2 separate regions of the Mus musculus genome follow, and region 1 is linked to region 2. A link is a loop called in an ENCODE intact Hi-C map of the cell type or tissue named here. Cell type or tissue: gastrocnemius. All regions are shown on one strand. Links, peaks and the distances in the headings refer to the core of each region. The heading gives the core; the rest is flanking DNA.

Region 1 (16,068 bases), core at 3,578-11,577, 160 kb after region 2:
CCTTCCTGGAACTGACTTTTCTTTTTATATCTGAGTACTTTCTGCAAGTCTCACAAATGAGAGAATACTTAAGAACTTATTGGAAAGAAGGCATATGGTCAATTTCTCTTCAGAATTGTTCCTTTCAGGGTAGCTATCTCCCCTTGAAGACTTTCATTAGCAGTCTTTTTAGAGACTCTGTGTCATCAACTTCTATCCTGTCTCATCTGCAGCCCTTGGTTCACTATACCCACTGGCTGATCTGAAGCCAAAGCTTCTGAGAGATGAATGACGTTCCCTAGCAAACATCTCCATATGCACTAGGGTTTTCCTTGGTTTTGCTCTTTGACCCATTACTATATCTAAAAATATGGATTTTAAGATTTGATGGTGCCAGGTGGTGGTAGTCTACACCTTTAGGTGGGGAACTTGGAGACAAAGACAAGCAGATTCTGTGTTTGAGGCCAGCCTGGTCTAGAGTGAGTTTCAGGACAGCTAGGGCTACATAAAGAAACCCTGTGTCAAAAAACAAAACAACAAAAGACTTATAGGAAAATAAGTGTATATGAGTTTTCTCATATGACACATAGAAAATGGTATGTGTATATGTATGGATAAGCAACTGACAGCATTTGTGCATATAGGCAAATAATCCAGTAATTTCTTTTCCCTCAGGCTCAGTATTCCTCTATTGAAAATGGAATAAATTGACATCTTTGCACGCCAACAGGGCTACTGGATTAATAGCTAGAGACAGTCATATGGGTTCTTTATCTAACATCATGTTGACAGCCTTATTAACATATTTTTACATTAAATCTTCTGTTCCTTCAAGAATTATTTTTAATTATCTGTAGGTGTGTGCCTGCATGTGGGTCTGTGCATGGGTGCAGGTATCCTCAGAGGCGAGATTCACCTGGAGTTGGAGTTACAGACAGTTGTAAGCCACCTGACTTTGAAATTGAACTCAGGTCCTCTGGAAGAGTGCTTTCTAACCACAGTTATCTCTCCAGCCCTTTATTAATATAATTTTAAGAGCAATGACATCCACCATTGCCTCTACTTTCACCAGCCAAATTTCTTGACCTCAGACCTTAAAACAATTATTATAATTTCTATTTGTGATAGCGAGGTTTTATAGGGCTATGAGAAAATTACAAAAAGATGTAAGATTTCCACTGGCCACATAGAAGCTTATATTTACTGTACTCCTATACATTTCTCATGTTCATTAAACAATTAGAGTCTACCTGTCAAAGTCCATAGTGGTTCCTTTTTTTGTGTATTTGAATCTGAATTGGTATATCTCAGTCACTTTCTAGAAAAACCAAAGAGAGCAGAGAAAGAAGTTAATTTTGAAACAAAACCAGATTTTTACCTCATAAAAGGAACATCTTGTTGACTATTTCCTATGTTTCTTCTGTATGTTTGTCTCGCAGAATTACTTTATCAAGGAGTAGTGGTTTCAGATATAATGATAACGTAATCTCTCTCCTCTCAGCTAAAAATAAGTTAGGTAGCAACTGTTTCCATTAGATATCACCTGTTGAGGAATCATTCATTCATGTAATCAATCTTTTATCAAATTATCTACTTTAAGCTAAAAACCAGAGTCATTGTGGTGAACAAGGCAGAGAAGATTTTTTTCCATAGAATCTACAAAGCTAGCTAGTAAACGAAGAAAACAAGGTAATTTCAGATAGAACTGGTGCCCCGGACAACATAAAACAGATAGTATGGCAGAAAGTGCATAGTGGAGAGAAAGAAGGGCTCATTAGACTTAGAAGGATCAGGAAATTTTTCCTGAAGATATAATATTTTTTGACTTGTAGAGCCCTCCTCCAGCAGAAAGTCAGGGCATCAAGTGAAGGGGGTGGGTTGCCATCCCACAGTCAAAACTCTCACCCATAATTGTTCCCATCTGAAAGAACTACAGGGATGGAAATGGAGAGGAGCCTAAGAAAAGGAAGGTCCAGCAACAGGCCCAAAGTGGGCTCCAGCTCAAGGGGAGGTCCCAAGGCCTGACACTATGACTGAGGCTATGGAGCACTCATAAAGAGACCTATCATGACTGCCCTCCAAAAGACCCAACAATCAGCTGAAGAATCAGATGCAGATATTTGCACCCAATCAATGGACAGAAGCTGCTGAGCCCTGTGGTTGAATTAGGGAAAAGCTGGAGGAAGCTGAAGAGGAGGGCAACCCTGTAGGAGAACCAGCAGTCTCAATTAACCTGGACCCCTGAGATCTCTCAAACTGGACTACCAACTAGGCAGCATACACCAGCTTATATGAAGCCCCCAACATATATGCAGCAGAGGACTGCCAGGTCTGGGTTCAGTCAGAGAAGATGCACCTAACCCTCAAGAGACTGGAGGCCCCAGGGAGTTTAGAGGTCTGGTCGGGTGGGGACATCCTCGTGAAGACAGGGGGACAGGGACGAGGTATGGGATATGGAACAGTTAGAGGGTGGACAAGGGCGGGAAATAAAATCTGGAGTTATAGATAGATAGATAGATAGATAGATAGATTTTTTTTTTAAAAAGGGAGTCAGTCATATGCAGACCTGTGGACAGTGCCTCAGATAGGCAGAACAGTAATGCAAAAGCTCTGGATTGTGAAGGGATGTTTTCTCAGAATCCAAAAAGAAGCCAACTAGATGGAAATGAGAGATGTTGCTGAGACTATGTTGACAATAGTATGGATTTTGGATTTTTGTTTTTGTTTTCCGAGACAGGGTTTCTCTGTATAGCCCTGGCTGTCCTGGAGCTCACTTTGTAGATCAGGCTGGCCTGGAACTCAGAAATCCGCCTGCCTCTGCCTCCCGAGTGCTGGGATTAAAGGTGTGTGCCACCATGCCCTGCTGGATTTTGGATTTTATTCTAAGTTCATCAAAGTCTACTGAAAGTTTAAACAGATCAGTGGTTTGCAGTTTTTAAAGATCTCTCTGTATACCTTGAGAATACAGACAATGGGCTAGAGAGATGGCTCAGCGGTTAAGAGCACTGACTGCTCTTCCAGAGGTCCTGAGTTCAATTCCCAGCAACCACATGGTGGCTCACAACCATCTGTAATGGGGATCCGATGCTCTCTTCTGGTGTGTCTGGAGACACCAACAGTGTACTCACCTACATGAAATAAATAAATAAATCTTAAAAACATACATACACACACATACATACATACAAAATTTAAATAGAACAAACAACAACTACTAAACAAATAAAAAAGAATACAGACAATGTTTTGATTTGAATAAGAATGGCCCTGATAGGCTCAAATATTTGAATGCTTAGTCATCAGGATGGGAGTGGATCTATTTGAAAGGATTAGGAGGATTAGGAGGTACAGCCTTGTTGGAGGAAGTGTATCACTGGTAACACCAGGCTCAGTGTCTGTCTGTCTGTCTATCTTCCCCCATCTAATCATGGCCTACAGATCAGGATGTAGTCATTAACTACTGCTCTAGTGTCTGCTGTGTGCTGACATGTTCTTCACCATGATAATAATAGACTAAACCTCTAAAACTATAAGTAAGTCCCAGTTAAATGCTTTTTCTTGTAAGAGTTGTCTTGGTCATGGTGTCTCTTCACAGCAAAGGAACAGTGTCTAAGACAGACAGGAAGTGTGCAGGTGTGGTGGTTCGTGCCTTTAATCTCAGTACTTGGGAAGCAAAGGAAGGCAGATCAGTATGTTCTAGGACAGCCAGGGCTAAGCAGAGAAATCTCTCAAAAAAAAAAGGAAGAAAGAAAGGAAGGAAGGGAAGGGAAGGGAAGGGAAGGGAAGGGAAGGGAAGGGAAGGGAAGGGAAGGGAAGGGAAGGGAAACGGAGAAGGAAAAAGAAAGAAAAAGAAAAAGGAAGGAAAGAAGGATAGAAGGAAGAAAGGAAAGAAGGGAAGGAAGGACACATTCAGGGAAGCCATGAGGACACCTAGAAAGCCTCTGTGGTGATTTAGAGAAGTAAGGGAATGGAGGAACTAGGGGACTGAATTTTATTTCCTTCACTAGAATCTACTACTGCTATCTGCTCTCATCATTGGTAAGGATGTGATGGAATATAGAGAACAAATTTCCTCATTAAAAACAAACTCAAATAGTCCTTTCAGGCAGATGACATGGCTCAGAGGATAAAAGTGCTTACACTGTAAGCCTGAAAACCCAAGTTTTATCCCAGGAACCCAGAGCAGAAGAATAACTGACTCCTCAAGTTGTTCTCTGATCTCCATACACTTGCCACTCACAACTGCACATGTACAAGCGTGCACGTGCACATGCACACACACAATTTAAAATGCTTTAGCTTAAAAATAACTGTTTACCTAGATAAATTAGGGTTTGCAGACAGAGCTGAAGTTCTAAAGAGAGTATGAATTGAAATCAGAACACAGACTATGACCCTCACTCATCTGACAATGTGGAAATGGGGATGATCAAAAATAGTTTTCACATTCCTGTTACTTATCTCTAAGATCTGAGCTCAAAGCTCTGCTGATCTTTAGTATACAACTTAACCACGGGTGATCAAGTCCTGGAAATCAGCTCATACCTGCCTAAACCTAAGGAGACTGATTATAATGAGTTAGTGTTATAAGAGAATTGCCTTTATAACTAACTGCTCAACCTATTTTCAGGGGACTGTTTTGTGAATACAATAGAAAAAATAGGTCAGATCAGAGGTGGCTGCAGGTGCCTAAGAGCAACAGGTTCACTCCAGATTTGCTAGACATAGTGTCCTCTCTTAGCCAATGCTAAGTATAATTGTCCTGCCAAGCAAACAATGCCTATTCTTCTCACCTGTCCTTGCTTCTAGTCAACTCTAGCCTCTTAATACTATGGGAACGCATTTTGTAAATAAAAGAGATCTTTAAGTAGTTGGTCATATTTTTATTATTTGTTTCCTAAACCAGTGGTTTTACTGTTGAGATATATAACTGTTTTTAAAAAATGTTAATCCCAGGGCTGGATAGATGGCTTAGGTTAAGAGCACTTTTTACTCCTACAGAGGAGTTGGGAGGCTTAAAACTTCCTGGAACTCGTCCTAGGGGATCTGACACCCACTTCTGGATTCTAAGGGCACTGCACATACATGATGCACATACAGTCACGTAGACACAGATGAATACAGATATAAAGAATATTTTAAAGTGTTAATTCTTGATAAGTTCACCATCTTCAAACTGTTTCTCACTCTCTATTCCAAGTCACTGAAAAGACTTCTCAGGTCTGTCTCCAAAGTGAGTCACACATCCATGTGATCTTTATTCTCTGTCCTCTAGCCACGAGTTTTTGAATACAAACCAGGCCAGGTACACATTACATATGCTTCCACTCAGGAAGTGCTACTGAGGAAGCTGAAGCAGGGAAATCACAATTGAAGGCCAACCTGAGTAGCATACTGAGCTAGTCATCTCAATAATGTTATTTTTAAAAAGGGGGGGCAAGGGTCGGGGAGGATCTAGGCAAGGCCTGAGTCCAATTCCTCGGACTACAACAAAAAGAAACGTTCCGAGTACAAATCAAAGCGTGTCACTGCTCCCCGGCCTCTCACTGTCCTTGTGCTAAAGCCTCCTCACCTCTCCTCCACTTAGCTCTTCTGCCATTTCCCTTTTTCACTTATGAGACAGATCCGGGGTCTCTTTTCTGCCGATAAACACTTCCTGACTTGGGGTCTCAGTGTGTCTATATTCCGGATTATGCCACCAACACTCTGAGGTAGCATCATTGTTGTCAGTATTGATGGAGAGAGGACGTGGTAGAGCTGCGGTCTGACTCCAGAACCTGGTGTTGCCCTCAGTGCTGTTCTACCTGTCATTACTGTGGCTTGCCCTTATTCCATCTCAGCTCCAACAGCAGTCTAGCCCCCAGGGATGTTTCCTATGGCTTTGTCAATCTAAAACTGGCATCTCAGCCCTCCTTCTGACCAGCACAACACCTTTCATACTTTCTTCATAGCATTACGACCTTAAATGACTTTTACTAAGTTCTATTTACTCATTGGTTATTCTTCTTCATACAAATATAAGCTTCTAGAGGTCAGAGACTTGGTCTGTCCCCTTTATGTCGGTAAACAGTGCTAAATACAAAACTAACAAAAACACCCAGAGTTCATCTTCAAGAAGAATTTCATCTTACAAGGATTCACTCTTGACATAGAGTTTTTCTGTGCTGTGCAGCTAACCTGAAAGTAATGATCCTCCTGCCTCTCCTGAGTGCTGCAACTATAGGTATGTGCCACACACCTGGTCTTTAATAGACAAACTTTAAAAAAAAAAAAAGTCTCTAGGTCAAGTTTAAACCCAATACTCAGGAGACAGAGGCAGGCAAATCTCTGTGAGTTCAAGGACAGCCTGGTCTACAGAACAACCAAGGCTGTACAGAGAAACTTTAGTCTCAAAAACCCAAAAACAAACAAACACACAAACAAATGAATAAAAACAAAGTCTCTAAACACATATTTTAGGATCACCTATTGTTCAGTGAAACAGGAAGTTAAAATTGTGTGATCACCTCTCATAGGCACAAAAGACTAGACAATGAAACACATGGTAGCACTGCTCATAAAACTCATATATGTAATGTTTTTGTTTTGTTTTGCAAGGCATAGTTTTTCTATGTAGCCCTGGCTGCCCTGGAACTTGCTCTATAGACCAAACTAGCCTCAGACTCAGAGATCCGCCTGCTTCTGCCTCCTGAGAGCTGGGATTAAAGGCGTGTGCGGGACTCTACTGCCCCAACTCCTAACTGTAATTCTTAACGGTTTATCACAAATTAAGACGTGTTTGCTTGATTTGCCCCCACACTTCAGTGTGTGCCTACAGAAAAGCTCGTTGTCGGTCTTATCGCTTTAGTTTTCAGGCTCTCTTTCACGACAGCAGTCAGAACAAAAGTATAAATGCAAATGTGCTACAGTTGTGTGCACGGCTCCTAATTCTGTCCGCTTCGGAATTAGGAAAAACTCTTGGATCTAAGCTGTTCAACTGTTGTGCTTGATATATTCTTCACAGGAGTGCTGCAAATTTTAGTCCCAAGTGGAAAGTTTATTTTTATTCCTAGTAAATATTTTACTGTTATTTTTTGTGCCATTTTGTTTAGGGAAGGTTATCCTTTCAGAGATGACTCAAGCTATTGGCACAGGATCAATAAATGACAGAGATTAGGTTGATCTGAAAAGGTTGTCTCCTGGTTATTTACGAGAATGAGGTCAGAGAGCCCCACAGTTTTCTCAGTGACTTGATGTTAGGCAGCAGCCAAGCCATAAAACAGTGGGACCTTGGGCATGCCTTTCTACACTATGAACAGTGGAGAACTGGCATAGTAGTGAAAGTGTAATAATCACTGCTATGTGATCTGATGAGAAATGTCCCTCAGAACATTTGGACGCTTGGCCCCCGTTGGTGGCACTGTTTGGGGATGTTGTGGAACCTGTAGGAGGAACCTGACTGGAAGAAGTTTGTCACTAGGGTGGACTTTGGTAGTTTATAACCTCATTTCCACTTCCAGTTTGCTCTCTCTGCTTTGGGTTTGTGGTTGAAGATGTGAGTACTCGGTTTCCTGCCCCTGCTGCCTACCTGCTGCTTGCTATGCCTCCTTGCCATGAGGAATTCCTCTCTGGAACTGTAAGCCAAAATAAACGCTTCTCTAAGTTGCTCTTGGCGATGGCATTTTATCAGAGCAGCAGGAAAGTACTAATACAATCACTGACTTTGTTTGGAGTTTTTTTAAAAAGACTCAAATAGTCTACCGTTTTTTAGTAATTAGATGTGTGCTATGAAAACGTAGCACTTAGGGATTGCTTCCACAGAGAAGAAATGGTAAGTGTTCAAAATATTTTTGTTGGGTCATGGATAGCTTGAAACTTATCATACAAAACGCTCTCTTTTCAAAACCACAGTATCTTTTTTTAAAAGATTTATTATTATATCTAAGTACACTGTAGCTGTCTTCAGATACACCAGAAGAGGGCGTCAGATCTCATTATGGATGAATGTGAGCCACCACATGGTTGCTGGGATTTGAACTCAGGACCTTCGGAAGAGCACTCAGTGCTCTTAACCACTGAGCCATCTCTCCAGCCCCCAAAACCACATTATTCTATATGTTAGCATCAAAACTAATTTAGTCACTTTATTCTCATTGTCAGATTTATCCTGAGGTAAACTCAAGTTTTACCTCTAAAACTACTGATTTCTTTTTTAAAATAAAGTTTATTATTTTAAAAAATCTGCAAATAAATAAAAGATCATGCACCAAAACTAACCAGATTTCAAACTAGGAGAGGTGTGTGCATAGGGAAACATAATAAGAATGAGAAAAACAAATCAGTCCTAATTTAAAAAAAAAAAAATTGAAACTTACTAGAAGAAAAAGATCGGGATAGCTGGTAGTAGAGCACAAAGACTGGGTTCCAGCCCCAGGACTCAGTAAACCAGGCATGGTGCTATCTTGTAATCTCAATACTGTGTATACACAACTGGGGCATTTGGTGAAGGCAGCGGGATCTGAAATTCAAGGGGATTCTCAGCTACATAGTGGGTTCTAGAAACAGCTTAAGGGGGAGAGAGATTCAGAAAAAAGGACCTAAGACCAGTTTGGGCATTAAGGAATTGCTATACACTTGTGTGTAGTAGTTATTCTCCTCACCTGCATGGTTATTTTCAATCTTGCACAGAGAAAATACTAAGGATTTAACAATTTAGTTTTGAATGTCGCCAGTTAGACTAAATACACTGGCTTAGAGAAGAAAAATTCAAACCAAGGGGAAAAAAAGAGGAGAAAGCTAGGAGAGAGACAAAACCGGGTGAGAAAACAAAGGGCTTCTCACTCTGTGTTCGTGTCACAGGCAGAAAGGCCATGGAAGTGGCACAGGTAACTATGTCGTATTTAGGCAATGCTAGTCACTCTACAAGCTAGAAAACAACACGCTTCTCCCAGGAACTCCAAATCCTCATCTCCTTAGGAAATATAGGAATCAACCCAGAGGGTTAAACAGGGCTCTGCTTAGAAAGGACTTTAGAAAAAGTAGAAGTTAGTACAGTGAGCCAAAGAGGATTTCACAAAAGATCTGAACAGCAGCAGGGTCCAGGAGTCACTAAGCAAGCTCAGGAATGTAAAGATGAGAGTGAGATGGAACGCTCTCAGCGTCTATGAGAGCATCAACAGAGGGCGTTCAGTGCTCACGAGCTCAGAGTAATGCTGTAGCTTTTACTTTTCCAGAAGATCATAAGCAAATAATTAGATATTTTATTATTATCATACAATAGTAAATGCTTATTAGTTCTACAATATATATTAATAAATTACTTTTATACATTTATGATTAGGAGAATCTTAATATTGACATGTTATAAAAAATAGCCTCAGTTCTTTTTTTTCTTCGAGACAGGGTTTCTCTGTGTGGCCCTGGCTGGTCTAGAACTCACTTTGTAGACCAGGCTGACCTCGAACTCAGAAATCCGCCTGCCTCTGCCTCCCAAGTGCTAGGATTAAAGGCGAGTGCCATCACTGCCGGCCCGGCCCAATAGCCTCAGTTCTAAACTGCTTTTTTTTTGGTTTTTGGGTGTTTCTAAAAACAAAAAAATCTAGTTTCTAAAAATATTTTCATAATAAAAGACTTGTTTCATTTATAATGAAACATAAAGTTCATGATAAATTGCTCTGTTTATGTGGTAGTCTAGTAACATAATTGATAGCCTCATTTCAGATAAATATACTTAAATATAGTATACATACACTACCCTCTTACCTCAGGTTCCTTGGGATTTGTGTAAAGCTGTTTAAGGGAAAATAAAAAGCACTTAATTTCCAGACTTACTAATTGCTGCTCACTGAATGCACTGTCTTTGTGAAGAGTTTAATTTGTACTGTGCTAACTGAGTCCCGAGCACCAGCTAGGCATATTTCTAGCTAGATATAGGATGAGCTCGTATTTTACTAAAAACTCGGAATCTTTACAACTTTCTATGAACACTAAATATAAGGAAGTTTATAACTGATGCATAGTATTTTTGATTAATATGACTGAACTACAAGTAAATTCATTTGTTTGTTTGTTTGTTTGTTTGTTTGTTTGTTTCAAGACAGGGTTTCTCTGTGTAGCCCTGGCTGTCCTGGAACTCACTCTGTAGACCAGGCTGGCCTCGAACTCAGAAATCCGCCTGCCTCTGCCTCCCAAGTGCTGGGATTAAAGGCGTGTGCCACCACTGCCCAGCTGTACAAATAAATTCTTAACTTGTTATGTCATAAATATTTAAATAATTAATATGTTTTATCAATGGTATCTCAATTTTCTACAATCATTTTATACCTATGGGTATATAAAACTTCAAAAAAAAAGTCCACAAAACTTTCAAACAAAAGACTTTGGATCTGTTACATATCTAAAAATATATTTAAATCCTAAGCATTAATATGATATATTCTCTCATATGATATGTTCTCTCATATAATAATATATATGTCAAAGAAATATACTGAACATTTATAATATCTTAAGTTCTGATATATCCAATTTTGAAATGCTAAAATGTCATAAATCTCACGAGGGGAAGCGGGAAAGATGCCTGTTTAATGCTGTACTTGCCAAAAGTTCATGCAGAGACAGAGACTTGGCCTTTAAGTTTGTACTTACTGTTAATACTGCCATGTGTAGCTTCAAGAGAAAAGAAAACTCTGTTATTATATGTTTGTACTATAGTATTGACAATTCTGATGAAGACTAATTCAAATATTACTTCAGAGAGAAAATATTCAGAAGGTCAGAAAAAGGAACTAATTCACCCATTCAAACAATTTCTATTACAAACACTGGCTTTACTGGGACAAAAGAAGGATTATCAAAAAAAAGTTTCTTATTTTCTAATTCGGGAACCAAAAGATATGCAAAACAATCCATTATTGTTCAAAATTAAATGTACCACAAGAATCCCTAATAAGTACTCCTTTTAAAATTTACCAAGCAAGGTAAACAACTTAGAAACTCTGATGTGTCTCACAAACTCGTGCCTTTCTCTATACATCACAAAACTACAAAGACATTCTCTCAGCTTTAAAGAATATTGAATATACAGACATAAATAGAATCAACACTATGATAAATTCTTAAATATAAAACGTGAGGACCATAATTCTGTAGCAGTTGACTAAAACTTTAGTGCCACCTTGTGGCTATTTTAGCATATAACTGATTTTTTTTTTCTTCTTTATAACTGATTTTTATGACCACACAGTAAAACTATTAATAGTTTATTGTCACATTAAAAGAAGAAAGAATATGGCTAGCCGCTGATCTCAAGATGCATGCCGACTAGAAAGGGGAACTAACAGTAAGAAAATCACATGGCCACACTGTTATACTCAGGGTCTGCTGTGAAGAAACAACACAAAGTGTTAGGGGAACCCTCAAATGAGGGACAATTTTAGCGGCAGGACAAGATGGAGCTAGGCAGGCCATGCATAGGGTCTGGACAGACCTTTTTGAGCAAGAGGAACAGTATGTGGAAGATACTGGCATCCTAGAGAGTCTTCGTGTAGCCTGAGCATGGGAGTGAGGGAGGGTGTCTTAGAAAATCAATAGGGACATTCAGGCCTGCTCGATCGTGCAAACAGCTTTGAACACTTTTTTAAATTCCTGGGAAATTTTTAGGCATAAAGGATAACATGATCAGAGTTCAGTTTCTGAAAGAATGTAGTGTGGTTCACGAGCAGGAATTGTGAGAGATGAGAGGGGCAATAGGGGAAGTACCCAGAATTTCATAACTAGTAAGACCATGTTCTTCAACAGGACATCTTCCAAGGGCACTTGCTACTTGAAACCTGGTTTTACTTGAACTACTCTTTGTTTCTTTGGGTTTTCTTGAGACAGGGTTTCTATATAACAGTCCTGGTAGTCCTGGAACTCACTCAGTAGGTCCCACTGGCCTGAAACTCACAGAGACCTGCCTCTACTTCCTGAGTGCTGAGTTTAAAGGCTTGCGTCACCAGTGACCTGCTTTTTTATTCCTCTTCCTCCTCTTCCTCTTCCCCCACTCCTTTCTTCTTTGTAAGAAACAGGGTCTTGTCACCGCGTGGATGGCCTTGATCAGGACTGTTAGCTGAGATCTCTGGAGTGAAAGAGGGTCTTGTCACGCGTGGACGGCCTTGATCAGGTTAGCTGAGATCTCTGGAGCTGCCCTTCTGAAGGATTCAGAGTTTTTGCATAACTTAGTCCCAAGACATACCTGGCGAACCAGGAAATCTCCTGACTGAACTGCTTAGGTAATCGGCCTTCACACAACTCCTACATCAGATAAGAGGTTTTGCTATGCGGAAATTGTCTTGCTAAAAGTGCCTTTTTTGTGTAACAATAAAGAACTTATGAAAAGTTCCTAGGTGTTCAGTACTTCCGAGGCTAATCCATCCCGCTGCGCTGCCGAGAAGCCAAATTCATCCTGCAATGTCTCTTTCTCAACCCAGACCCCAGACAACCAATAATTTAGCAACAGGTACAGCTGAACCAGTAGATAACTAGCAATCATTAGCCCTCATATGAGCAACACTCACCTCCTGCCATGTCTCTAAGCCCTTCCCTGATCTGTCTTATCTTTGTATCCCTCTGTCCCCTGGGTCAAAATGGAATGAATGTGAGTAACTGTTCACCCAAGGTGGGAAGGAGTGAGGGACTCCGTGACTACATTACTGACACAATGGCAAGCCTCTTCACTGCAGCTTAACGTGGAGCTGACGAGTGAAGACTTGGGGGAATGGAGCAAGCATAGGAGCAGGGGTTTCATTCAGGTGCATCGCATCTCTTCAGCCAGACCTTGAGCCTTCATTCTTCACATTCTTCATTCGTGTCTACTGAAGCATGAGAGAGCATACGCACTTAAAATCTGGGCTGTGTCTTTTAAAAGTTCAAAGTTATACACAGGAGTTATAATTAACAAAATAAAATAGAGTAAAACTTCATTATTTAACTATTTCTTCTTTTCCATCTGCAAACCGAGTCACCGCTATTTAGAACATGTTCAACGTGCTAACTACCAGATTCTTGTCTTCCTTAACCCACATCCTGTGGATCTTGTCCAGTGACTTCAGAGGAAATTCTGTGGTTAAAAAAGATATGCGTATATAAAAAGGAAAACGAAGCTTTCGTTTCTATTTGTTGTAAGGGAGACAACAGTGAGGCGACACAGACAAAATAAAAGAAAATCGACTAACAAATAAAAAAGCAAGCACTGCTATACTGTTAAACACTACAAAATAAAATGTCTAAACTTTTTTAAGGAGTAAAGATGAGTCTTTAATTTGGAGGTAAATTTTCAAAAATTCTTACGTATCTCTTTTCCAAAGCATCAAAACAACCTTGAATCCTGTCAAGAAATAATATCCAATGTCACTTTAGCCCATATGAACAGCCAAAAAAATAAATCCAAGTATGTAATTAGTTTGCACTTCTATTTTGCAGTATATAAATTAACAATCATTCTGCCCGTTCTGTTTAACCACCTTTTAAAACCCCAAGCCATTCCCATATATCTATAGAATATTATAAATAACACACAGCTCTGAAGCACAGAAGTGTTCTCTCTCTTCCCAGCACAGAATGGTAGTAAACACAAAGGTATATAGTGAATAATCGCAGTTAGGATTTTTTTTTCTTTATATAAGTCTATTTTCTTCTAAAATGAAATCAATAGTTTAAAATAATACTGAATAATTGCTACAATTTTCAGGAAAGAGGGCTAATAAAGTATTCTCTTTTTAGGAAAAGATTTTAGAAAATAAAGTTTGATGGGCAATTTTACAGAATTTACTTACCATTTAATAATATGTAATGACCCCGGACACTTTTTGTCTTCCCGGAGAATTTTTAAACTGAGGTCTAGAAAAAAAGAAACATCACTGTTATACTGAAAACTTCATGCTAAATAAAGCATTTCCTTTATTTTTTTATTTGTAAAATTTAGTTTTTCAAGACAGGGTTTCTCTGTGTAGCCTTAGCTGTCCATAAACTCACTCTGTAGACCAGGCTGACCTTGAACTCAGAGATCCACCTGGCTCTGCCTCCTGAGTGCTGGGATCAAAGGTGTACACCGCCACTGCATGGCACGTTTTGATGTTTAAACACCCACTTTATACATGAATCCTATGTGGATAGTTCCCTCAGTCCTAGTTCTGGAGCAGTGTAGCAGACTCCCACTCTGGTCTCTTTTCCTTATCCCATTCTCTCTAAATAATCTAAGATGTCACTGAGACCATCTCAACTAACAAGTTAAACACATTCCTAATTTCATTCTTTATTATTTTCCCTCTTAATGAAAAAATATTAAACACAAATGTGTAAGTTATTCTCAAACATCTCCATGTGAGATCTCCCACTTCCCCATATGAAGGAAGAAAGACATAGTATATAAAGAAATCTGTATAAAGTCACTGACCCATGTATGAGTTAATAGAGGCATCTTAAATCATCAGGTGTTTATAAATTTATGGGTTGGCGTACATGTATGTGCAGTAGAAAGGTGTATGCCACAATGTGCGTGTACAAGTCAGAAGAAAATGACTTACTGGGATCTCTCCTCATTATATGGGTCCCAGATCATTAGGTTCGGCAGCAAGTATGTCTATGCCTGTGGAGCCATCTCGCCAGCTCTTAGAGTCCTCCATCTTTTCATATGGTTTTCCTATGCTAAAATTAACATCACTTCTTACCATTGTTGAGGAATAGAAAGTTATTCTACTTTGACAAAATACTTAGACATTGTTAAAAAGAGTGTTATACAAACATTGAGCATTTTGTGACATGTCACTTTAAATACAAATACATTAAGGAAGACTAGCATCTACTAAAACAGTCGCAAGAAAAAAAACTAGGACTCTGAGCAATGCTTTTGCCTCCGTGCCTAGGACAGTGTGAGGCAGCACTCCTGGAGAGAAGCCGTACTTCATGAGGCCGACTAACTGATTAAGGCTTCAGTGGTTGTGGGAAGTTGGGATGTTCCAAGTCCAGAGCTAAACTAAAAATTATGTTGGGCTATCTCTAGTCTCCTCATAGCCAGCTATTGCCTAACTCTGTGTGTGAGCTAACATCCTTATGGATATTAGGTGAGTCCTTTTGAAATGTACCAACAGACTCCCTAGCTTACACCAACACAAAAGCTGGAAATGTCAGCAGACAGCACCCGAGACTGACAGCAGAGATTTCCCCACTTGGCTGTACCCCAACTTTCTATGACTTTCTTTGACCCTATGTCTTTCTTTGTTCTGTTACTGTAAGAACTTCATGAAACTTCCTCCATACTAGATGGAACACCTACAGCAACCTACATCCATGTCCCTGGCCCATGTCACTCACATTTGAACCTAGAATAAACTATCTCTTTTATTTCTTGAAGTAAGAGCTGTGGGTTTTGTTGTTTTGTTTTGTTTTTCAATGTTAGCAGTAGCAACTGAAATACAAAAAGTGCTTAATTTCCAAAGTATGCCTTCTTTTATAGCTCCATGTTCCAAACAGGAGGGGAAACAAACTATATGCTCCCTGAAAACACACTAAATCTTACAGATTTAGCTCCTAAGTTAAAAGGAGTGATTAACACGAAGGAAGGTGTCATGATTACAAGTACCATGCTTCTGTGTTTAGAGCAAACATGCACTCACGGCTGTTCATTTGGAGAATCAATATTGCCTAAGAAAATTAAGTTAGAATGAAGCCATGGTATATAATTAAATATAAACATGAGAAATTTCAAATTAGATTTGGAAAAAATAGCATTTTGCAAGGAAATATGTGCACACTGATAACAATAAAATGAAGAGGTAGGCTATTGTAAAAAAAAAACTTAACTCATTAAAATAACTGTCTAAATATTCATGCTAATCCACAAATGGATTTATGCCTCCCGTGCATATTTATATATGCTAATAGGTGAGATATTTCTCACCTGATTCCTTTGAATTTCCTCAGGGTCAAAATATACCTCAAAGAACAAATTCAACTGAGACACAAAATAATGTAAACCTTCAGCATTAAGGTAGATTTTTGTTCTCACTTTTACAAGAATGGCTTAGAATTACGAGACATAGCTCAACAAGTTTGTTTTTTCATTTGATAGCT
Region 2 (16,068 bases), core at 5,434-13,433:
GTTGATAAGTTTGTGTGTTAATATGTGTTGTGTATTTTTCTGGCCTCATCTTGAAGCCTAAATGTTAGTTTTGAAAAAGACACTTAGAAATGTATTTTTTTGTGATGGCGTATGTGGGAATAGGGTGTGTTTCTATGCTGGCTGGTCATGTGCACAAGCCAGGTGTACTACCGTCATGTGTGTAGGAACAGAGGGCACAGGTCTGCCTGGCGCTTGGGTCACAGTAAGTGTTGTCAGTGTTCTTGGAATGATTCACAGCCACACCCCTGCCACCAACACCCCACTGGCAGGTCAAGAAGACACAGCACATAGGACACAGTGGTTGGCAGTATAGCAGAGACAGGCAGACCTAGACAGTTTGTTCTCCTTTCAGATCCTTCTGTCTGTCTGTAAGACAGTAGGCAAATTAAGGGTCCCAGAACCGCAGACTGCCCATCTGTGGAACACACAAGGCAGAGCTTATGAGTTGATGTGGGTTAACCTGCTTCCTGATGCATTTGCAGTAGAGTTTATGCCAGAAGCCCAGGAAACCGGGGCCTCCAGGCCTACAGATCCTGCCTTGGGAGAGGGACCAAAGGCACGGGAGGTCCTTCCCACACACCCCTCCCTCCCCACCTTCCTTCAAATTCAAGGCTTCTTCTTTTCTTTTCTTTCTTTTTTTTTTTTTTGGTTTTTCAAGACAGGGTTTCTCTGTGTAGTCCTGGCTGTCCTGGAACTCATTCTGTAGACCAGGCTGGCCTCGAACTCAGAAATCCGCCTGCCTCTACCTCCCAAGCGTTGGGATTAAAGGCGTGCGCCACCACCGCCCGGCTCAAGGCTTCTTTTTTTAACTAACTTATTGCATATATATATATGAATGTATATATCTCCATATGCCTTAGGCATGTAGTAAGTTAGTATGTTCTTTTCCCTATAAGGGGCCCTGGATGTAGCTCAGCAATGGAGCACTGGCCTAATATCGGTAAGGTTCTAGGTTTGACCTCCAGCATTACTAGAAAGAGACAAATGTACATGACCTGACCATTCCCTGTCTCTCCCACTTTCTGAAATAGGGGACACAATGAGACTGACATGGGACTCGGTTACCAATTCGAGGCTGTAGCTTTGATGCCTGAGAGTCCCATGTAGGTTCTCCAGCAAGTAGCTGTGGGCTGGAACCATTAGAACTCAAGCCCCTTCGGCCCTGAAACAATGGCATCTTTCTGGTCCTATCTCTTGCCTCTGCACTAAGCTCCAGGGCAAGGGGCAGACAGACAGCAGACCAGGAAAGGAACCAACAGGAGCCTATAAGGTTGCATGAACCGGGCAAACACAGGGGATGATGTAACCCTGACAGCAAGGATCAGGCCATGTGGGTAGTCAGGCTAGTGTCTGGAGAGATGACGTCCTCAGTGTGGTCCGAGTGACGTGCAGGTATGAAGGGGACAGCTAGGGCAAAGGCCCCCTGTATTTAAGGGTCAGAGGTGAGCAAGTAAAGGACCGTGCTTAATCACAAAGCCCAGAGAGGAAGCGTGTCTGACAGAAGCTCAGAGGCTAGAACCAGAGGAGGCGCCCAGAATTCCCATGTAATCATGGAGGGCGGCTGGCTTCCTATTCGGCAAGTACTTCATGGGGAGATCCATTACCCACACTGGCTGTCCCAGGGCTCCCTCCTACCATATGGTCTTTGCCTATGAAATTCCTGCTGTCTTGAATGCTGTTCTGTTTGTTTTGTTTTGTTTTGGCTAGACTAACCTTCCTTCTTTACAGCTGTCAGCTCAAGGGCATAGGGCTGGGGCCATGGCTCTGAGGTTAAGAGCAGACACACTGTTCTTGGAGAGGACCTGGAGTTTGGTTCCCAGCAACCATTCGGGTGGTCTGTCCTGCCCACAGCTCCAGCTATAGAGGGACCCAAATGCCTCTGACCCCCACAGGCACCTGCCCTTACATACCCACCCACATAATTAAAGATAAAAGAAATCTCAAAAGCAAAACCTTAGTCTTTTTTTTTTTTTTTTCTGCCCAGGTCGCCAAGTTGGTTGTGCATTTTCTCAAAGCTGATTCACGTGGACGCGTTCTCTCTGTGATGTCTGCGTCCCTGAGGACTTTCCCAAAAGGCCTGCGGTGAAAGAGGACAGGGTCATCATCGGCTGCCTTCATTGTTTTCTAGCCAAGCACAACAATATGCAATAGGAGCTTAACAAGAAGGGAGGAGATAGGCCCAGCCCTCAGCCCAGAGAGGATGGAGGATGGCTGCTCAGGAGCCAACCGGAGAGTCCACTCTGCCCATCCCAACATCCCCACAGCTGGAGCACTGGGTTTGCCAAGTCAGTGGACTGGCTCTCTCTCACAGCTGCTCTGACCACAGAGGAGAAGGGGGCTTTCCTTGGCCTGAACTGCTGGGAAGCTGTGGGTGGGAGGTGGCACCCCCAGTTTCCTGAAGCAGAAGGGGAGCTGGGTCTGAGGCAGGCGCTGAGGTTACCCACAGAGAGGGCAGAGGTTGGTCTGCAGAGGAAGGGCAGGGAGGCCTATGGCTGCCCCACCCTGGCTGAGTTCTGCACCCCTATCGGGGAGGGCTTCCTGATTTGCTTTTGGCCTGGAGCAGCAGTCATCCTGGGAAGTAGCTGAGGATGCTCCTGGCTCTGTGCAGGAGTCTCAGGTGCATCACCTAAGTCAACAAAGATCTATCTGTCATTCATTGAGTCACGTGCACGCGTCAAGCTGATGTCTCCCAAGGTTGGCTGTTGTTCCTCCCCAACTCCAGGAGATGTGGAGGCGTTGTAGATCCTAGCTTGCCAGCCTCTCTGCCAGCCCTGTCCACAGTCTGTGTTGTTTACACCCCTCCCACAGAATTCCAGCGCACCCCTTCACTCTTCTTCCATTATTCAGTGTTCCTACTCCACACCCTGATGCTTCACCTTCCTCTCACTCGATGCTCAGCCTCGGTTTCCCTGCCCCAGCCAGACACCTGCTCCTGCCACACAGTTCAGACACCTCGGCCTTGGCACATCTCTTCCCTCTCACAAAACATCCACAGCTCCTCCCTGCCTTCTAGCCAGGAGCCTCCATTCTAGACTTGTCAAGGTCCAGCACTTCCCGGATCTAAAGCTGGGCCTCTTCTCAGGTCCCACGCTTACGTGTTAGTCACTGCACTGTAGTGGCTATTCCTCGTTGTCAACTTGACTAAATCTGGAATGAACTACACTCCAGAACTGGAAGTGATCCCAATGTGGAGGCTGGGAGATACAAGTTTCTGACCTGGATCTCAGCATGGAGATCTTGAGGTGTAGTGGCTATGAATCCCAGAAGATTAAGACAGGGAGACCTCTGAGTTCAAGGTCATCTGGGAGAAAGCAAGTCCCAGGTCCAGGCGTGGTGGCTCACACCTTTAATCTGGGCCACACCTTCTGCTGGAGACCTACGTAAGGACACTGGAAGAAGGAAGATTTGCTCTCTCTTCTTTGCCTGCTTGCCTTGCGGGACTGAGCAACTGCTCGATCCTTGGTCTTCCATTCACAGCTGCTGCTGACCATTGTTGGGGAGTTGGACTATAGACTATAAGTCATCAACAAATTCCCTTACTATATAGAGACTACCCATATGTTCTGTGACTCTAGAAAACCCTGACTAATACACTGCTCTATGGCTGTGATGAAACAACATGACCAAGGCAAGTATTACAAAGAAAGCATTTAACTGGGGGGGGGGGGGGGTTGCCTGCTTACAGTTTTAGAGGGGAGGGTTAGTCTACTGGTGCAGGAACAGTAGCTGAGAGCGTCATATCCTGATCCACAGGCATGAGAGAGAGAGAGAGAGAGAGAGAGAGAGAGAGAGAGAGAGAGAGACTAGATCTGGCATTGGCTTTTGAAACCTCAAAGCCCAACCCCACTGATGTGTCTCTTCCAACGAGGCCACACCTCCCAATCCTTCTCAAAACAATTTCACTCCCTGGTGGGTGACTAAGCATGAAAATATATTAGCCCTTGGGGGCCATTCTCATTCAAACCACCACAGAATCCCTGCCCTGTAGTTGGGCTACCTCTCAGGCCCAGCACACTCCTACCCTGCAGCCTGCCTCCCCTTCAGGCCCAGCACACCCCTACCCTGCAGCCTGCCTCCCTCTCAGGCTCAGCACACCTCTACCCTGCAGCCTGCCTCCCCTCAGGCCCAGCACACCCCTACCCTGCAGCCTGCCTCCCCTCAGGCCCAGCACACTCCTACCCTGCAGCCTGCCCCCCTTCAGGCCCAGCACACCCCTACCCTGCAGCCTGCCTCCCCTCAGGCTCAGCACACCCTACCCTGCAGCCTGCCTCCCCTCAGGCCCAGCACACCCTACCCTGCAGCCTGCCTCCCTCTCAGGCCCAGCACACCCCTACCCTGCAGCCTGCCCTCCTCAGGCCCAGCACACCCCTACCCTGCAGCCTGCCTCCCCTCAGGCCCAGCACACCCTACCCTGCAGCCTGCCTCCCTCTCAGGCCCAGCACACCCCTACCCTGTAGCCTGCCTCCCCTCAGGCCCAGCACAACCTACCCTGCAGCCTGCCCCCCCCCTCCGGCCCAGCACACCCCTACCCTGCAGCCTGCCTCCCCTCAGGCCCAGCACACCCCTACCCTGCAGCCTGCCCCCCCTCAGGCCCAGCACACCCCCCACACCCCTACCCTGCAGCCTGGGCCCCTCTAAGGCCCAGCACACCCCTACCCTGCAGCCTGCCTCCCTCTCAGGCCCAGCACACTCCTACCCTGCAGCCTGGGCCCCTCTAAGGCCCAGCACACCCCTACCCTGCAGCTGCCTCTCTGAGCCCTCCCCCACTCCCTACCCCTTGCTCTCCTGCAGCTCAGGTACCCCCATCTCCTTGGACTCAAGGGAAGGGCTGTGGGGCTTCCCTGTTTCTGGCACCCCCAGAATGCAATATGTAGAGTCTGCACAGGTCCTGGGCACATGTGTAATGACATTCAAGACGACCCGCCATGCAAGTCTCAGAGACAGGGCTCTAAGCAATTGCTTCTGAGCCCCAGTGGAAGATGAGCCCCTATAAGGTGGCTTACACAAATACACTGGTGTACTCTCCACTGTCCTGAGAAGGGACAGAGCACTCGCTGTACTCCAGGGAGCAAGTCCCAAGGCCAGGAATACAGAGAACCCCAGCCAGTTTGAAGCTGAGGTTTCTGGAGTTCTTTGGAGGGGGTGCTAAGAGGTTTGGGGGGGTGTATGACAGTCACAGACCTAGTCATTGATATCTATCACACAAAAGCTGAGCCTGGAGAGATGGCTCTTCTGTTGACAGCAGTGGCTGCTCTTGTAGAGGACTAAGGTTTGGATCCTAGGACTGAAATGGTGGCTTACAACTGCTTGAAACTTCAGATGTAGGGGATCTGTTGCCCCTGTGGGACCCAGGCACCATATACACAAAGTTAAAAATAAATAAATGAATAAAAATGTTAACGTTCCCTCGGGTAAGAGGCCCGATGGTCAGAGGAGGGTCTGGCAGATGCACTTTATGCTCCAAGGAGCCCACAGACTGGACACTCACAGCCTGGACACAACAGAAGCCACACGAGGACCTGGGGCTTCCTGGGGCCTCTGTGGACTTCACTGTTCCAGCTGACTTTGTTTTGGTGCTGGGAACAGAATCATGGGCCTTGAACATGTACACAAGAGCCCTTCCACAGAGCGACACCTCAGGGTTTCTGTAATTTGCTTCTGTTTGTTGCATAGGGGATCTCACAGTGTAGAGTCTAGGCTGGTCTTGAACTTACAACCCTCCTAGATGACAGTGGTGTGCCACCACATTGGCTTTCTCAGACTCATTAAAAAAAAAAACAAAAGCCGGGCTTGGTGGCACACGCCTTTAATCCCAGCACTCGGGAGGCAGAGGCAGGTGGATTTCTGAGTTAAAGGCCAGCCTGGTCTACAAAGTGAGTTCCAGGACAGCCAGGACTACACAGAGAAACCCTGTCTCAAAAACACCAAAAAAAACAAAAAACAAAAAAAACAAAACAAAAACAAAACTTGTGTGTGCACTGCACATAAATGTGGTATTTACCTGAATAGGTCACGTGTGGACATCAGAGGGCTTTTTTTGTTTTTGTTTTTTTTTAATTTATTTTTATTTTTAATTTTAATTTTTTTAAAGGATTTATGGGGCTGGAGAGATGGCTCAGTGGTTAAGAGCATTGACTGCTCCTCAGAGGTCCTGAGTTCAATTCCCAGCAACCTCATAGTGGCTCACAACCATTTGTAATGGGATCTGATGCTCTCTTCTGGTGTGTCTGAAGATAGCAACAGTGTACTCACAAACATTTATTAAATAATAATTCCTTTAAAAAAGAAGAAAGACTTATTTGGTACCACCATTAACCCCAGCACTTGGGAGGCAGAGGCAGGAGGATCTCTGTGAGTTTGAGGCCAGCCTGGTCTACAGAGCGAGTTCCAGGACAGCAGTGCATTTAAACCCTGCATTAAATTAAACCCTGCATTTAAAAAATGATTTTATGTTTATTTTAAAATTATGTGTATATGTGCGTGTGAGTATGGGTGCCTGTAGAGGCCTCTGGAGCGGGGGTCACAGGCAGTTGTGAGTCACCTGACATAAATTTTGGGAAACAAATTTGAATCGTCTGTCAAAGTGCTCCCGTACTTCAACCACCGAGCCCTCTCTCCAGTCCCTCCAACTCATCATTTCTTCTTTAGATGTATTTATCTTATGCATATTGTGTTTTCTCTGCGTGTCTATCTGTGCAACTGATGCCCCCAAAGGTTGGAAGAGGATGTGGCATCCTTTGGAACTGTAAGTCAGCTTGTGGGTACTGGGACTGAACCTGGATCCTCTACAGGAGCAGCAAATATCTTAACCACTGCGCCATCTCCCCAGCCGCATCCACCTTATTTTTCTGGACACAGTATCTCATTGAATCTAGACACTGACATTTGCCCAGGCTGCTTGGCCAGCATGCATCTGAGATCTCTCAGTCTCTGCCTCCCAGTCCTGGGGGTCAGAGGCTGCTGCCATGTAGAGATTCAAGCTCAGGGGGTTAGGCTTGCATATCAAGCACTTTACCCACAGAGCCATCTGCTAACCGCTGTCCCAGGTTGTTGTTGTTGTTATTACTGTTTTCTGAGACAGAGTTTCTCCTCTGGCTGTCCTGGAACTCACTCTGTAGACCAGGCTGGCCTTGAACACAGAGATCCACCTACCTGCCTCTGCTTCCTGAGTGCTGGGATTAAAGGTGTGCGCCACCGCCCAGCCCCAGTTTTAAAATGACTTTATGTGTGCAGTGTTTCACCTGGTCCTGGTGTCCTGGGCCCTACAGAGGTTAAAGGGGAGTACTGTTCACCAAGACATTTCTGCACTCCACCCCTTCATCCCAACTTTAGCGTGATTATTTTTCTCTTCAGTGAGAGACGAAGACCTTACAGGTGAAAAGATTGTGACCTCTGCCCTTATCTTACTCATAGGCCAAGCCTCAGTTTTGCCTCTGCACTGTGTGTTGTTGGAGCCCACTTCCCTAAAACAGGGTTTCCTGGGAAAAGTGTAGGACTAATATTGCTCTAGGCAGGTTTGAAAACTGTCAACAGTCCCTCCTTCTCTCCCTCTCTTTATACTTTACTCTCCTCCCCCCTTTCCCTTCCCTCCCTCCCTCCCTTCCTCCCTTCCTCCCTCTCTCCTTCTCTCAGTCCCTTCCTTAATCCCTTCTTGATTGCTTTTTTTTCTTTTTTCTTTTCTGTATCTCTCCTCTCTTAGTCCCTGTCCCCAACCATCTTCTGGCCGTCCATGGCAAGCCTGCCCAGGCAGTCTACAGAACTCCTTGTAGCACCAAGAAAAAGGTCACAGTCCACAGAGAATCAAGAGGCCCTCAGCAGCACAGGCAACAAAGTTCCTTGCTTCCCGGAGTATTCCCAAGGGCAGGGCTTGTCCAGGGAGGGACGAAGGTCCCACAGCAGGTGGGGCCCTGAAGCCTGGGGCTGATTGCAGATCAGAAGGGCCAGGTAGCTCCCCGGGTTATGAGGTGGGGGCTGGGACAGGGGCAGCTATAGGCCTGTGGCTCTTGGGACAGAGACAGAGGATGGTAGCTGTGCACACAGCCTGTGGCAGGTCTGAGTCAAAACACCTAAGGTTGACCCCAGCTGGTCATGAGGAGAGCTGCCCAGTCATTGCCTTATGCTGGCTTGGGTCACCCAGACAGGCTAGGCGCGGCCCAGTCAGCTGTGACTCAGGCCATAGTGGCTTTGCCACGCAGCCCAGGGGCATCAAGTACAGGGACGCCCCCTCCCCACACCCAGCCCTGCTTCTCCTTCTAACAACACCTTTCCCACCACCGTGTCAGGCTCCATCTGTGGTGTGGGTGCTCTACCTCTCTGGTCCTCAGCTTGGGGGTGGGGTGGAAGTGGGGGGAGCCTCAGGCCACCAACTTCAGACGGAAGTCAGGTGGGGGGCAGGGTGAGGAGCCAACGCCAGAGGAGCCTCAGGAGGAGAGGGAAGCAGAGGGGCCCAACAACGATGGTGTCACCCTGAAGACTGGACAACTGTGCAGACTGTGGAGGGCTGCGAGACCACGGTAGGATTCCCTTGAGGGGGCAGGGCGGAGGGGCACTGCTGCACCCCACACTTATCCCCAGGAGGGTAGATGGTCCATCAGTTGCTCCCCTGTGGATCAGGGGCACCTGCTGGCCCACACAACCCTCCAGCATTCGCTCTCCCTGTCTGTAATGGATGCATTGTAAGTCAGGCTTGGAAGTCTCTCTTGGAGGATGGCCAAGCAAAGCTGGAGAGACCAGCTGTGGAAGTGTCCCGTGGGTTAAAGTTCACAGGATGGGTAAAGGGCAGTGGAGAGAGCACATGGATTCCAGGCTTGCATTGTGCCATCGTGGTAGGGTCAGCCTGATTCTAAAGGCAGTCATGATTTCTGCATCCCCAGGGGACTCAAATCCCTTTTCTTTTTCTAGAGTTCTGAGCTTGCAGAGGCCTCATTTACCCTCCGGTAGATGGAGCAGTGGAGGGCCGTCCCTGTCCATTCAAAATGGGCTGCAGCAGTCCACGGGGACCATCATGGGTGCTCTGGGGAACTTGATCAGCCAAGGTCATTACTCCTCTGCCTTTGACCTTGGGCCAGATCGGAGCTTGGCCGGTCTTCGTCCCCCCCGCATCCGAGCTCCAGGACAGTGACAAAGAGAGAAAAACAAAAACCAAGTCTGTGCAAGAGCCCCCTGCGTTGGGTGCTTGGCATCCAAAATTCCAAGAGGCTCTTACCTCTAATTTGTCAGTGTTCCTCCAAACCTGCTAGGGGGCTGACAAAAGGAGGGGACATTGTTCCCAGGATCCTGTCCATGTCATGCCATGCCGGGACAGGACAGTAAGGGGAGCCTGGGACTAGTCTGTACAACCAAGTGGTTTAGTTTGCTTTGATTCTTGCCTCTTGCTGTGTGAATTTGGGCAGTTCATTTTCCTTCTCTGGGTCACCGTGGCCCCCTGCGAAGTTGACAGTCTGATCCCCACCTGGAAGAACTGTCAGGACAAGGTGGGAGCAGGTAGCAGGACCAGGAAAAGGCCACTGCCCCCTCCCCCAGAGCCATGGCAAGGCTGTGCCCCATTGACCACTGAATGTGGTTCTGGCACCTCCTTGTGGCCAGTCTTTTGGGCTACACCTTGCAGATATTAGGACAAAGCTCTGGAAGCCCCCAAGAGGAGCCTTCTTCCCTTGTGTTGGTGAATGGCCTCTGCCCACCCCCATCCTGCACCCCAGACACCCACTCACTTCCTCAAATCCAGTTATCCAGCCCCACCCACCTACTGGTACGGACTGAACAGGCGAGCTGGCGAGCCGACTGTACTTGCTGATTCTGGGCAGCAGGTGGCGCTGCTGACCAGGGCTTGGAGCTGCTAAGCGTTTACAGGGCAAAGAACCCTAAGTTCAGGTTTCAAGGTTATAGAGGGAGCCCATCCACACCCCCGGCGTCAATGACTGGATCTAATCAAGGCAGTAGGATCTCAGGGAGCGAGTCCTCTCTGGAATCTTCACAAGCAAACTAGTTTGGAAGTCTTGGAACCCAGGACAAGCACCAGGGCATATATTATCAAGGATGGCCCACTGACTTGTTGTGTGGCTTTGGCAAAGTGGCATGCTTTCTCTGGGTCTCACCTTTGCAGCTGTACCAGATAAAGATGTCTATAATAAAGGTGTATCTTGTGGCTTTGCCAACTTAAGATTGACGATCCTGTTATCAATTTTGCACACGTCGTAGCTGAGGTTTAAATGATGACGCCACCTGCCTGAGGTGGCGCACCTTGTAAATGACAACTAAATCTGAGTCTAAGGTCTGACAGACTCCAGGGTCCACGGCCCCTCTGTTCCAGCTAACAGAGTCGCACCCTGCTTGGAAAGACAGGCAAGGACTCTGTGTGGTGGTGGGGGGTGCTAAGATGACTGTTACAGAGAACCATCTTCCCTCTAAGATAGTCTTCCCTCTCAGCCTGCAGGTCCAAGTCTTCGCAGAGGAGATGCCACAGCTGAGGGGTGACATGAGGGTTGGGCACAGGTCTCACCTGGAAAGGCAGGGAACAGAAGCAGGATCCAGGGGTCAGGTGGGGTGAGGTTAGCTGGGCAGGAGATCAGAGTGGATTTTGTCACGGAGCCCTGTGGCTGATAAGCACTGGCTACCTGGAGCACTTAGGCAGCGAGGGTTGCTCCCCTGGGATGACTGGCCCCAGAGCTCCTGACAGATCTTGCTGCCCTGAGCATCTCCTAGCTGTCCCAACTACCCGTTAGATGTCCCTGGCCTTACTTCAGAGAGGGCGGGCTAGGGTGGGAACGCGGGGTTTTGCATCTTCGGTGACCCTGGACAATTCAACTCCTGAGCTTCAGTTTCCAAGTGTGACAAAGGAGAAATGGGAGTGGGCTGGAGGCCTTAGGGGGTCTTCTGAGCACTCTGTATGATTTTCTGGAGTGGATTGGGGGGGGGGTGTCCCTGAGACTGGCATGCCAATCTTGAGCCCTGGAAGGGTCTTCGAGATTTGCAGAGACCCCAGGTTTTGGGACTAGTATGAGACAAGAGTTGATTGACCCTGTGCTTCCTGACAGGATAGCCAGTCCTGGCTATGGCCCACTGTCCGGGCAGCTCCACCTGCTTCTGTCCCCACAGCCGAAAGCTTATTCTTTTCTTTCCCAGGAAGTAGACACTTCACTCTGACGAGTCTTTCTCCCACCCTCACCTCACTATGGAACCCTTCATTCTTCTCTCTCATCTCCCTCATGTCTCCCCTTCCTAACATCCTTGGCGGGTGGGGGGACCTTTTTTCAAGTCTTCCTGGCACTGAGGTTTGTAGTCAGGGCTCGGGCCACCTCCCCAGTGTCACCTCTTAGTCCGGTTAAGTGGCCCTTGTGAGTTTAACTAGAAGGGGGGACAGAGATGAGGCCAGGCCCTACCTCTGTGGCCAGCTTCCAACTTCCTGTGTGTCTGCCCACTGTTGCTTCCTGTTCTGTTTATTGCCTCCAAGTTCAGGAAACCAACGGGTGCCCCACCCCCACCTTACACACCCGTGATTATTTAATAGCAGCCGTGCTACAGTCTCTCGCTCTCTTTTGGAAAACCCAGTGGGGAAAGGAAGCTGACAGCTCGAGCTCTGACATCAGCGTTGTCCCTGAGCCAAAAATCCAGGGTGGCCGGGGTGGGAGGGGCAGGGCGGGGAGGGAACCAGTTGCTGGTGGCCCCCATGACACGAGGCTGCCCTAAGGTTCCCAGGGACGGGGGCCAGACATCGAAAGGCAGAGACACAAGGACACATGCATATTCATGCACAGGGTCATGCCTGGCTACCACCCAGACCCACACAGGCTCACACAGGCATGGACACACACATGCATTCATGTGTGTATGCATGCATGCTCACACACTTGGGGTGAGGGGAGGACTTGCAAAGCCCAGCTCTGTTTTAGCCTCGTGCACACACAAACACTCTAATCAAGTGCATACACACACACACACACACACACACACACACACACACACACACACACACACCAGGGCCAGACACTGATGAACGCAGACTCAACACTGACACCGCACAAGCACAAAAGCTCCCTGAGACACAGACACAGGCTCCGGGAAGCTCCTCATTCTCAGGGATTCTGTAGAGCGCCCTCTTCTGGACGCAGCTGGGCCCCTGGCCTAGGCCACCCTGAAGGAGCCCAGCCACTTCCTCCTGTGGTGTGTATGAAGGGCCCCTGATGCCTATGAGCAAAGGCTCCGTAGTTGTGACTGTCCCCAGCCTCACCTAGGCAAGGCAGGGAGCCCTGAGGGTCTAAGGCTGGGGGAGGAAGTGGTTCTGGAGAAGCCGGGCTCTGCAAGGGACTTCGTCACTGCTAGGCCTGATGCCAGGCTTCCACCCCCACACCATGCCTCTGGCCTGCCCATACCTGGGCCCATAATGCACCTCTGGCCCATTCCTGAGCTGGCTTTAGTGGAAGCCACAGTTGAAGTCAGGCACCCTGTGCTGCTGACTGCTGACAGGCCTTGGGCAAGTCACATAGACCGTGTGGGCCAGGCCTTCGTTCCTGTGGCTATCTGTGGACAACTGGGAAGAGTGCTTCAGGGGGCCATGCTCGCCCTGGCAATGTTGATGTATTTTGTCATCCCATTTTTCTTTGAAGGTGCTACTAGCTCCTTGTAACTTGTACCTGTGACTCGTGAGGTGCTAGAGGCCGGCGTGAGAGCATTGTTCTCCATCTCTGTGACCTGGACATTCAGGAGAATAGGGCCAAAGTATGAATGCTTATTCAACATGTACACAAACTCCTGACCTGGGGGAGAGCAACCTAACTTACAGAAAAAGGACCGGAGGGTAGTGTTAGGGTGGGACTGGCCACCTACCATGCCACACCCTGGCCTCTGGCCCTACTGAGGGTCAGCTCTGTGGGCTGCTATTTCCTTTGCTGTTTCTAGAACTGAAGAGGGGGAGGGGATGCAGACACTCTGATTCACCTCTAGGGGCTTGATTCCTGACGCAGAACTAGTCAGGAAGTGTCGGGGTGATGCTGGGGCTGTTGGCTGTTGGCCAGACTACTTGAGGCTCTTCTTTGGCTCTGAGCGGGTGCCATTGGTGCCTGCCAGAGATCTGGTGGGGGGAGGGTAAGAAGCTGCAGATTCCATGGCAGTGCTCGGTCTGAGACAGGACTGACACAGGACGGCTTGCTGATATTCTCCAAGGCTGACCACTACCAGGGTCCATGTCCACCCCCAAGGACTGAGAGACTCAGAAGCCAGGCCAGCCCTAACCAGCAAAGTATGCTGAGTCTCTCCAGGCCTGGTCCAAACTCCCTATTCCCCGTTGGCCAGAGTTGACTGAGCATCTACCCTGAATTGTTTTCAGAGGGGAAACTGAGGCTTAGAGAGGAGCCATCAACCAGGGCCACACAGGCAGTGTTCGGCTACCCAGTTCATCCAGTGTTCCACAAGTAACAACCCTTAAGTATTAACTTAAGGGTATCAGCGCCACAGTGCCTCAGAGTCAGGGCTGCAACTCTAAGGACACCCTCATTTCTCAAGGCTGACAATGGAGCCGCCTCTGCCTTTTGGGGCACGTTATCGACTGCCTAGTCCATGCCAGGGACAGTCTCAGGTTTCTCCTATTTCCTTTGACACCTGTCACCAGCTAGGGCCTTGAGAAGCATCCTCCAGCCCCCAGTTTCCTCTCAGAGCACAGTTTTGTGCTCACCTTTCAGCAATTTCAGGTGAGATCGCCAAAGCCCAGCTGAGGCTCTGTGTTTTGAAGAACTGAGATCGTTCAGGGGAGGACGCAGGGAGAACGGGGGGGGGGGGGGGGGGGGGGGGGCTGGCCTGCCTGTGGAGCAGCTCAGCATCTGGGTCATTGGTCTTGGGGAATTCCCAGTGCCCAGAGAGCTGCTTCCTTACCTGCTGAGTAACCACTGCCCACACAGGATGCCTGGCTGGCAGGCCACCTCCCCAAACCTTGCAAGCAGTCACTGCTCTGCTGTCCTCTCTCCTGAGTCTGAGAGCCCCAGGGCCCAGGAAAGAGACAGCCCAGCAAGCAGGCAAGGGGCTAGCCCCCACCCCCGCGTTTCCCCCCACCCCCTACCCCCGGGGGCTCTGCAGGGGGAAGCTGGTGATTCAAATTCCTTTGAGCTGAGCTTTTCAGATGGGGTCTGGGGGTGAATCAGCTCCTGGCTGGTAAGGTCCAACCAGCAGCTTTCTTCATCTCAAGCCCTGATTGGGGGTGTCTGCCCTGTGTGTGTGTGTGTGTGTGTGTGTGTGTGTGTGTGTGTGTGTGTGTGTGTGTGTGAAGGGTCCACTTCCCAAAAGCCACAGAGCATGTACCTCACTGAGCCAAATCTCCAGCCTGCTTCTAAATGAGGTCAAAGTCCACACATGCTTCAAACCACCAGAGCTCCTCCTACCTTTGCCCAGACCACTTTCAAGGTGTAAAATGCTTAAAAATAGACGGGATCTGCAGAGTGGTCCCTCCTGACCATCACTGTCTGGAACAGACCCCTTTCCAAGCCCCCAGAGCCCAAGCAATCTGTGCCTACTTGAAACAAGAATGAACACCAAGGCTGAGTGAATGGGTCAGGCTGCAGGGGGCTGAGGGGTTCTTCCTTCTGAAAGCCATTGCCTCCTAGAGGGGTCACTGGATCTTGCAAGCCAGAAGCTCTGCCGTTAACTCTTTGTGTATAGATCTTTACCTGCCACCCCCTTAACCTCCATAAGTGAAAAGCAAGTGGCTATGAGGTCCTGGGAGAGAGTTGTGACTGTTGAGTGAAAGCTAATGGGAAAGGCAAGGCTGACTGGCCCTATGTGTCAAAGTGGACAGAAGAGAGGACTCTCAAGGGCTTTGGGAAGGCCCAGGCTAGCTTAGGTTTCCAGACCAGTCTACAATCTCACTTCCTGGAGAGAAGCACTGGATACTGCACCTGGGCCTGGCATGGCAGCCCCTATCCCTGCTGAGGGATTCCCTGGGTGGAAACGGGCTGTCCCCCTCATCCTGAAGCCTGTCAAACCCCTAGCAGGCCCAGTGTGCAGGAGCTGGACAGGCTGCAGATGAAGTCACAGCTGGAAGAGGCTGGGCTGGGGCTGCCACTCCAGGGCGGGGCCCAGGGTCACAACCCTGGGAACAGGCAGCCAAGAAGGGAGGATGTCTTCTGTGAGGGAGCAGAGGGAAACACACATACAGCGGCACAGAGAGGGAGGGACGGATGCAAACCCCCAGCTCACGCCAGCCACGTTGCAGGCGGCTTGAAGACAGAGGCTCAGCTCTGCTTGGAGACCTTTCCTGGTGCCTCCTCAGAGGCCTGTCACAGGTGGTGCTCAGACATGGACTGGAGCAGGAGGCAGGGCCTGGTGCACCAAGGGGCCCAGAGCACTGGGGGAGCATGGACTAAGTCAGGTACTGTGAGAGGGGAAACTGAGGCACAAATGAGTCAACTAGTTCACTGAACTCAAAAGGTCCTCTTATCAGTGTCTTCTGGAACCTGTTCCCACCTCCTGTTTCCTGCAGGGTGGAGCCGAGATGAAATGACTGTTGAGTGGACCCATGTGGGGGTCTAGTGATCCAGAGAGCAGTGCAAGGCCTGGAAGTGCTCTGGAGGGATGTAGAGGAGAGCCAGGCACAGGAGTGGGGCCGTTAGGGATGAGGTCCTCCGTGACTGGAACACGCAATGAGGTGTTTAGCCTTGGGGGCAGGAGGTGGATAGAGAGGACCATGATGGCTTTCTGGGCTGATAGAATTGGGGCCCATGTAAGGACACCAGGCAGAGTCAGACAGCAGCTGTTCGGAAGACGTGATGGTGGATGAGGGCCGATTCAGACCTGGTGTGCTCTGAGTAGTTCTGGTGCGGTGGCGCTGGGATGTGTGGGGTGTGGAGTCACATGCTAACCTATGTGTACAGGAATGGTGAACCCCAGACAGGGTCACCAATGAAGAGACAAGGTGTGTCAGGATGCAGGGAGAAAGAAAGGGTGCCAACCTGGTGGCTTCATCACTCCACTATTCGAGGCTCTGCCAAAAGACCACAAGAAACAAGAATCTGGAGGGGGCGGGGTGTATGTGTGGGGGCGGGGCAAGGAGAACAGACACAAGGC

What was found. Hi-C counts contacts between places; a loop is a spot of excess contacts. Peaks named below come from ENCODE experiments on the same cell type or tissue, not always from the same donor. Only the 100,000 strongest peaks of a DNase experiment are listed, where the experiment ranks them.
Region 1: it touches region 2 in a loop (6-fold over the local background); 39 of 42 quality-filtered maps call a loop at or near these places.

What each region holds. Positions count from the first base shown.
Region 1 is chr11:4,410,984-4,427,051 of GRCm38, forward strand. It overlaps Hormad2 (HORMA domain containing 2), which reads right to left. Exons shown (of 11, transcript NM_029458.1): 4 at 13,773-13,836; 5 at 13,288-13,324; 6 at 10,606-10,626; 7 at 9,721-9,747; 8 at 1,230-1,297. Among named protein-coding and RNA genes, the nearest start is that of Hormad2, 22 kb to the right of the region's middle. In gastrocnemius, for the core only: a CTCF peak has its summit at 11,136 (motif pointing left); no DNase peak of the experiment used is centred there.
Region 2 is chr11:4,249,155-4,265,222 of GRCm38, forward strand. It overlaps Lif (leukemia inhibitory factor), which reads left to right and starts at 8,414. Exons shown (of 4, transcript NM_008501.2): 1 at 8,414-8,534. In gastrocnemius, for the core only: CTCF peaks have their summits at 9,767 and 12,126 (motif pointing left); DNase peaks (open chromatin) are centred at 8,542, 9,618, 9,780, 11,642 and 3 more places; H3K4me3 peaks cover 939 bases; H3K27ac peaks cover 1,378 bases.